Linked DNA regions of Homo sapiens: region 1 is linked to region 2. Evidence: chromatin contacts called from ENCODE Hi-C or POLR2A ChIA-PET data. All regions are on one chromosome and are shown on one strand. Each heading gives the region's core, a stretch centred on a gene start or an enhancer-like site at or near the end of the contact. The rest is flanking DNA. Distances are from core to core; before and after follow the strand shown. Region 1 holds the start of EOLA2 (endothelium and lymphocyte associated ASCH domain 2). Region 2 holds the start of FMR1-AS1 (FMR1 antisense RNA 1).

What was found. A loop is a pair of places that touch in the nucleus more often than their neighbours do. ChIA-PET counts read pairs that join two places held with the same protein, here RNA polymerase II (POLR2A). Pooled maps may share reads with other maps.
Region 1: a map of naive thymus-derived CD4-positive, alpha-beta T cell shows a loop between it and region 2 (13-fold over the local background). The contact joins the promoter of EOLA2 here to the promoter of FMR1-AS1 in region 2. A Hi-C loop is called at or near these places in 1 of 168 maps with a recorded cell type or tissue (naive thymus-derived CD4-positive, alpha-beta T cell), 3 of 37 single-sample maps with no recorded cell type and 10 of 50 pooled maps. POLR2A ChIA-PET finds 5 or more read pairs at or near these places in 4 of 52 experiments (CD4-positive, alpha-beta T cell, K562, activated B cell and 1 more).

Annotation. Positions count from the first base shown.
Region 1 is chrX:149,936,822-149,941,021 of GRCh38, reverse strand. It overlaps EOLA2 (endothelium and lymphocyte associated ASCH domain 2), which reads left to right and starts at 2,531. Exons shown (of 5, transcript NM_001013845.2): 1 at 2,531-2,829; 2 at 3,542-3,589. EOLA2-DT (EOLA2 divergent transcript) reads right to left here and starts at 2,474. Exons shown (of 12, transcript NR_027456.1): 1 at 2,236-2,474; 2 at 136-363. RefSeq lists silencers at 526-635, 1,286-1,345, 1,626-1,705, 1,816-2,085.
Region 2 is chrX:147,910,087-147,914,044 of GRCh38, reverse strand. FMR1-AS1 (FMR1 antisense RNA 1) reads left to right here and starts at 2,228. Exons shown (of 2, transcript NR_024503.3): 1 at 2,228-2,403; 2 at 3,050-3,958. FMR1 (fragile X messenger ribonucleoprotein 1) reads right to left here and starts at 2,126. Exons shown (of 17, transcript NM_002024.6): 1 at 1,815-2,126. The coding sequence starts at 1,865. RefSeq lists enhancers at 1,706-1,805, 2,386-2,595 and a silencer at 1,966-2,305.

The DNA of each region.
Region 1 (4,200 bases), core at 1,282-3,781, 2.0 Mb before region 2:
CAGCACTACAGAACCTGAGCCCGTGACTGAGAGAAGAGAGTTTGAAAAGCAAGTTTGCCAGGGAAGTTGGGCTGTGTGCTGGGCGACTTAGGCCGGAGGAGGCAAGACATTAAGAGTGGGGATGTTTCTCATTACCTGCAAAAGAGGCGTTAAAAAAACGGTCCCTCTGGACCCCACTGGCAGGCACTGACGGAGCGGCCAGGACACAGGAGAGCAGGCCTGGGGGGCTCAGCCCTGCAAGACTCAGCCTAGAGCTGCATGGACCCCAGTCAAGTGTTCCCGCCCTTCTTGCTGCTTCTGTGCCCTCTGGGGGAAGACACTGGAGGTGCAGTTAGGTCGCCGCGGGAAAGTTTGGACTCTTGCCTAAGGGTGCATCACAGAAGGGCCTCAGCTCCCTCCCCCAACTCCACCCACAGCTCCACCCCTAGCTTTTCCTCCTGCAAGTCCGTCCCCAACTTCTCCTCTTGCAGCTCCGCCCACAGCTCCACCCCAGCTGTTCTGCCCCCCTGCTCCTCCTCCCTCAGCTCCGCCCCAGCTGTTCCTCCCACAGTTCCGCCCCCCAGCTCCTCCTCCCGCAGCTCCGCCCCAGCTATTCCGACGCCAGCCCCTGCTCCACCCGGCACTTAACCATTTCCGCCCACAGCTCTTTCCCACAACTACGCCCTCCTCTTGCAGGCGGCTCCTCCAGAAGCTCTGACCCAGTCCCCGCTGCAGCCACAGCCCCAGCTTCTTACCCCCAGCTCCTCCTCCCACAGCTCTTTCCCACTGCCCCGCCCTGCTACCCCTTCATCACCGCTCCCAGCTCCGCCTCCTCTAGCCCCGTCTCGCTTCTCCTACCCCTCTGCCCACCCCAACAACCTTTCAGCTCTTTCCTCCAGCTCTGCACTAGCTCCTCCCCCGCAATTCTCACCCGCCAGCCTTGGTGCAGCTTGGCTCCTCCTTCTCCAGCTCTTTCCCGCAGCCCCGCCCCATCTGCTCCCACAGCGCTTTGCCACAGCCTCGCCCTGCTCCTCCTCCAGGAACGCCCGGCTTTCCCTCAGCTCCACCCTGCAGCTGAGCTGTGCACCAGGCCCTCCCACAGAGCTTTCTCGTGATTCCACCCTACACCTCCCCAAGCCGCCGCTCCCCTAAGCTGGTTCTCAGGAGTCCGCGGAGTCCTCCCGCAGCTGTTCCTCGCTCAATTGCCCACTGCCCCGGCCTGCTCCTCACACCACTGATGGCAAAGCCCCGACCCCAGACCCTCCCCAGTGGTTTCTCTCGGCCCGGCCCTACCCCGCCCCTCCAACGCCTGCTTCCAAGGCCCCGCCCCCAGCCCATCCTCAGCGGTTTCTCTCAGCTCCGCCCCGCCCCAGCCCCACCCGGCTCCTCCTGCGGCTGGTTAAAAGGCCCCGCCCCCAGCCGCTCCCCAATGGCTTCGCTCAGACCCGCCCTGCCCCGAACCCCCCCCTGCTTCTCCCGCGGCTGCCTCCGAAGCCCCGCCCCGCGCCGAGCCCCGCCTCTCCCCATCTCCTCCCTGTTTCTCCCGCGGGTGCTTCCAAAGCCCCGCCCCCAGCACCCCCCTCAGCGGTCTCTCTCAGCCCGATCCAACCCTTTTCTGAGCCCCGCCCTGTTTCTCCTGTGGCTGCGTGCAAACCCCACCCCCCAGCCCCACCCCAGAGGTTCCCCTCGGCCCTGCCCCGCCCCCCCAGCCCCGCTTCTCCAAAGGCTGTTTTCAAAGCCCCGCCCCCGAGCCCCTCCCCGGCGGTTCCCTCAGCCCCGCCCCACCCCTCCCCGAGCCCCAGCCCCCCCCGAACCCCGCCCCGCCCCACTCCTCCCCCAGCCCTGCCCTGCTTCTCCAGCACCAGCTTCCAAAGCCCCGCCCCCAACCCCTCCCCACTGGTTTCTTTCAGCCCCACCTTCCTCCTCTCACCAGCCCCCTCCCTCCCCGCGCTGGTTCTCAGGAGTCCGCGAGCTCCTCCTGCAGCCTCTCCTCGCCCAGATCGCCCATAGCCCCGCCCCCAATGGTTTCTCTCAGCCCCGCCCCACCCCCTCGAGTCCCCGCCCCATCCCAAGTCCCCGCCCCATCCCCTCAAGTCCCCGCCCCACTCTCAACCCCGCCCCAGCGGTTTCCTCACTCCCGCCCTTCCCCTCCCCCAGCTCCGCCCTCCTCCTCTCAGCCCCGCCCCCATCCCCTCCCCATTGGTTTCTCCCAGTTCCTTCCTGCTGGTCTCGCAGCTCTGGGCTTAAAAATCCTGCCTGGTGGTCTCGTCCCGCCCCTCCTCTTCCTCCCTCCGGTTCCTTTTCCTCCTTCCGGTTCTTGGTCTAGGCTGCCTGTCTCGAGCTCCCCGGCCTTGTCCTGGTTGGCTGGCGCGGGACAGGATCCGGTAAACTGAACAGCGTCTCCTTGTGGCAAGTGCGTGCGTACGTGCGTGGCGACGTCACTGCGTGGCTTCGTGAATACGTGGCTTCCTAGCGATTTGGCGGTGTATAGGCGTGGCTGAATACGGGCCTCCTGCGTACGTGCGTGGTGTACGTACGTGCGTGATTACGCGCACACGTACGTTCCTCATGAAAGGGACGACGGGAGCTGCATGAAAGCCGAAGTTATGGACCGCTAGCATCTGTCACTGGCCACCGGTTTCCGGGAGTAAGCGGCAGCTACCTTACAGCCCTGACACGAGCCGGGTGCTCTCTCTTCTCACCGCGGCCCACGTCTCCTCGCTGGCTCCGGTGGCCTCGCTGGGTCGCGAGGAGGCGGAGGACTGTACTCTGAGGCCAAAAGCCAGAGTCGGCCCTGAACGCCCACGACTCTCAGGGTCCAGAGGCCGTGAGACCGGCCGCGGCTGAAAGGTACCAGGGCCCCTGATGCCGGAGCCCGTGTGCTCGGCCCTCTTGCAGACGGTACTTGCGGGCTGGGGTTTCTTTCCCCTGGGTTTCGGGCAGAGAACCCGTGCGGGGCGCGCCCGAAGCGCCCTTTGGTGTCCCTTGCTCTCCCCATGGTCTCGGCCCCCCTCCTTCTAAGCGCGTGTACCCGCGACCTGCGTCTGCAAGTGCTGCTCCACACACAGCGGCCCCATCTCGGCCCGGTCTTCCCTGCCTCCCGCTTGGCCCCTGTGCTGTAAGCTCGCCTGGACCCCAGGCCGGGCGGTGCATAGCTCTGTGGCCTGTGGCCCCGTGCTCAGCATGACCTAACCAGAATTAAGCAGTGGACAATGGGATTTAGGCCCCCCAAACCCTCGTCCGATGACAATGGGAGGGGAAGTGTGATTTTTCTCCCCTCGGATGGAGCGTGCTCAGCTGTAGGAATGTGACTCAACTTGCTGAAATGATTTTCTGCTCTGCGGACTGGTGCACCCTGTGACCCAGACAGATGTGGAGGGTCCCACCGCTCTGATTAGCAGAACCAAACCGTGAGTGAGGTGCACATGTGTTACTCTTAGGACCGGCCCTCCCAGCTCTTGGTTTCCAATGCCTGCTGAGTAGAAGACCTTCCTAGGGCCATTAACCAGCTTTGCTGACTTGCATTTAATGACCTTTCCTCTTTATCTTCCTTGTTGTGCAGGTAAAGAAACCAAGTGGAAGAGTGTTTCCTCCTCTGGCCGTAAAGCAGGTACTCTCTGCAGCACCAGGTAGGAGGGGACTCAACCCCCTTCTTGCCTTTTCAGTTACATCAGTTCCTACTAGGGATTCCACACACACACAGTTGTTGTGATTTTGTGGTGATGACGAGAAAAGGGTTGGCTAAGAAACTGGGCGGCAGAAAAGAGGCAAACATTCACTGTAGCCATTTATCCCGATGGAAGTGGCCAGGCCCTGTGGGGGACATTCAGCCTCCGTCAGAAGTAATCCAGAACCAAGGAACCTGGTTATCTTTGGTCACTCATCAGAAGAATAATCATGCTCAGGGGCCACAAGTGTGTGAGGAAATGGCACCATGGATGGGTTGGTGGAGGGTACACGGGTGAGTCTTTGTGGAAAGTCATTTGCTGGCAGATATCAGCATCTTAGATGGGCGTGCCAGGCGGCCGAGGCATTTCCTTCAGCATGTCTTCACACAGCGAGTGTTAGAAGTAATGTCATTTCTAGTGGCAAAAGTGGGAAGCAACTTGTAACTCTCCATCAGTGGAGGAATGGTCAGGCAAATTATGAGACGACCAACAATGGGATATCACCCAGGCAGTGAAAAACAAGGTAGATGAAGATTGTCAGGTGGAAAGAATG
Region 2 (3,958 bases), core at 979-3,478:
ATCATAAGTTGCTGGAAGAGAACAATAAGTACTTCAAGGCCATAATGTGCTACTTGCCCTCTGTGATAAGCAAACTTTAGTGGCATCCAATCTAAGTTTATATCACAGGTCAATCAAAATCTTGCCTAACCATTAGCCGTTACTCACACATATATATGTATATGTATTATAGTTATTAGTGCCAGAAATCTAGTGACCAAAACCACTAATCTAGGACCGTGAACGATTCTACGCAAACTCACCAGAAGAAATTATGGATCAATAAAATCAATGAAATTAAAATTTTGACTGCAGAGTCAACTGAAACAATTTCATATTCATGAGACTGTTAAGAACATAAACGCGGGGTTACCTTTTGCCTCCTTTTACAGCAAAAGGCTTTATCTTTGTGCTCAAAGTATGGAACAGTTTACATACTTTACTCATTTATGAAATATACTGATCTCCAAATGTCTTCATAAAATTGGTAAACACAGAATAAAGTCAATTGTTTATTTTCCTATAGCCAAACGTGTCCTGTCTGAAACATTCAAGCCATTCTACAATACATTTAAGAATTGTGTTGGACACTGCTAATAGCTATTTTCCAGCCTTCCTTCCACACGCACCTTCTATTGCCAAAATACTGTAGTAAGGTGGGATATTATTGAAAGAGGTTATAGACATTCAAAAGGAAATGAGAATTTATAGATGAATTTATACAGCACCTACATACCAACAAACGCACTACTGCTACATCAAATTTGTAAATCTTCCTTTTAAAACTGAAAGGTGTTAGTTGATCTGCAATGGTGTAACTTTAAAAAGCACAGTAAACCCATGAATGCCTATATAAAGCCTCAACAATTCAGTCCACTGCAACACCACAAATTCAAAGGAAATGTGGTCAAGTTCTTAGGGGCACAAAAATATTTTCGCTCAGTTAAAAAAAAAATGCCCTAGTAATAATATACTCTCAGTTAATTACCTGAAGTTTCATGGCATATATTTAGGTCTTTGGAAACTTAAACACACACACACAATTTTTAAGTAGCAGCGCTGCTAATGGTTTTAGACGCTGAAGCATGTGCATTCCTGAATTTACCCCGTTTAACAAAAAGGGGGACGCGAATATTCACGATGATCAACTTCTTCAATGCACTGCTGGGCCATGTTAGGGTCTTCCTGAAACTTTTGGATCTAAAATCTCCTCCGAAATCCACAAAGAGAAGCCACTAAAAATCAGTTGCCATTGTGATTTGGTGCCGACTACCGCTTCTTACTACTCTTTCTTCACAGCCCTCGCCCAGAACAGTGGAGCTCTCCGAAGTCCCAATGCTAGACCGGAAAAGAGAAGCCAAAGGAGACCTGAAGCCCTCTTGGCGCTGCAGGAGGCGGCCCGGCTGAAGCGCCCCCCGCTCCTCCACAACTACCCACACGACAGGCCCGGATCCCGCTGGGAGATGATGTTTAGGAAAGGGGGAATAAGCCATCGCCGTCACTTAGCGCCGATTTCGGCCCTTCCCGCCCGGCTCTAGTACCTGCCGCCGGCCCTCGCCCATCCCCAGCTCACCCCGGCGGGGCTCGGCGCCGAAAGAGAACCCTCTCCTCGCTGGTCTCTCATTTCGATAGGCGCTAGGGCCTCTCGGAGTCGGAGAGGGGCTTCCAACAGGCCCCAAGTCCAGTCCTTCCCTCCCAACAACATCCCGCCGAGCGTGCCCTGGCACCCAGGCGCGGTGCTCGGGAAGAGGGCCCCGGGCCTGCCTCCCGCCGACACCAAGAAGAAAAGGGAGGGAAGGAAGGGCGAAGATGGGGCCTGCCCTAGAGCCAAGTACCTTGTAGAAAGCGCCATTGGAGCCCCGCACTTCCACCACCAGCTCCTCCATCTTCTCTTCAGCCCTGCTAGCGCCGGGAGCCCGCCCCCGAGAGGTGGGCTGCGGGCGCTCGAGGCCCAGCCGCCGCCGCCGCCGCCGCCGCCGCCGCCTCCGCCGCCGCCGCCGCCGCCGCCGCCGCCGCGCTGCCGCACGCCCCCTGGCAGCGGCGCCTCCGTCACCGCCGCCGCCCGCGCTCGCCGTCGGCCCGCCGCCCGCTCAGAGGCGGCCCTCCACCGGAAGTGAAACCGAAACGGAGCTGAGCGCCTGACTGAGGCCGAACCCCCGGCCCGCTGCGGGTGTAAACACTGAAACCACGTCACGTGATCAACGCTGTTCCCTCCCCCCGCGGGCTCAGCCCCTCGGCCCCGCCCTCTCTCTTCAAGTGGCCTGGGAGCGCGCGCATGCGCGCTGCTGGGAACCGGCCGGGGTGCCGGGTCGAAAGACAGACGCGCGGGCCGGGCGTGCGCGGGCTTGGTGGAGGGCGGGAAGGCTGAAGGGCGGTGACAGGTCGCACTGCCTCGCGAGGGCCAGAACGCCCATTTCTGCAGAGGTGCACTCAGTGGCGTGGGAAATCAAATGCATCCGGTTATCCCAGTTCGGCCTCTCTGGGATTCCGCGGGAGGGGGTGTCTGGTCTGGTTTGGTTTGGTTTGGTTTGGTTTGGTTTGGTCCGGTTCAAAGTAGCGCAGTCTGACTGAGCGGGAGGTGGAGTGGAAGGCGAGAATAGGGGTGAAGGATTAGACAGAAGAAGACTTTGAACTAGGAACAGTGGCAACCAGGGTGACCCAGGCTTTTGTGACCCGTAGAGGCAGAAGGTGAGGCGTCTACGCCCTCTCTCACCAGATTTTGGGCGGCCCTGTGGAGACACCCTGTGCCCTTTAAGGGACATGGATTGAGTCGGGATCTCAAAATGTGAGCCTTTCCTCAGACCCAGCTTTGACCCACGTACTCGCCTTTCCTCAACTCATTTTCATACTTTCACTTGACTATATATTTTTTAAAAATTGTGTTAAGCACTTGAGGTTCATTTCTGCCCCTACTGTATGTGCACCCTGTGCCAGAGGGTGGGGTGAACACGTGTGTAGCAGTCATGCGTCCTGTCCACAGGGGCCGATGCACCTCCTTGCAACCCTTTACATTCCACTGTGAAACAAACCTCAACTTTTTCTTATTCCTGTTTTTACACCGTGCTTATAGCTGCCTTAATCCATGTTCCCTTCGGGATGCTGGTATCCAACTGAGAAGTTGACGGAGCATCTATCGTGTGCCAGACACTGTGCTAAGTGCTAACGAGAAATCGGTGAGCAAAACAGAAAAGAAAAAAAAAGAAGAAACGACTGCCAGCATTGAACTTAGTACCTAGCAAAGTAGGTGGACATAAATCAAATTGTCAGACAAGTAAATGAGTAGTTGCAGCTGTGATAAGGGGTATGAAGAATAGGCGCTTCCATGATGGCGGAACATGACCTAGTCTGGGGTGGAGAAGGGGAGATGATTCCAGCTGGAATATGGCAGGTGAGAGTTAACTAATAGCACTGAGTTGGCAGAGGCAGGATGACCTGCCCCAGGCAGGTGCCCCAGAATGAGAGGATGTTGCTGCTGGTGGAACTCCAGCTTTAAAGCGGTGGATCTAGGGCCACATTCCTCAAGGCCATAGCAAACAGGAAAGACCTTTTGGACTAGGGTCTTTGGAGTAGTCACATGAGGCCAAGAACCCAATAGGGCTGAAAGAGAATCTCATCATAGGCTGAATGGGAGCAGAGCATTAGCTGCAACTCCAATGTATTATAGTAAAAGGGGACACATTGATTAGAATGATTATACCCCTCCAAGTGTAAGCTGTTGTTCAATTTACCCAGGGCTTAAAAATATGTCAACTCTTCACAACCATTTTTACTACAAGCCACACTCAACCTGTGTTGTTCCCTGAACCTGTGATGCACTTTCATCCGTTCATGTCTCTACACATCCTTCCTGGGCCCCATAGAGGCCCTGCACCTTAAGGTTTTCAGCTGGATTCCTATTAGCTAGTTATTTTATCTCAGGTACAGAGAGTTAACTTTGCTCCTCAATTTTCAGCACATTGTCATATCAGTCCCTACAGGG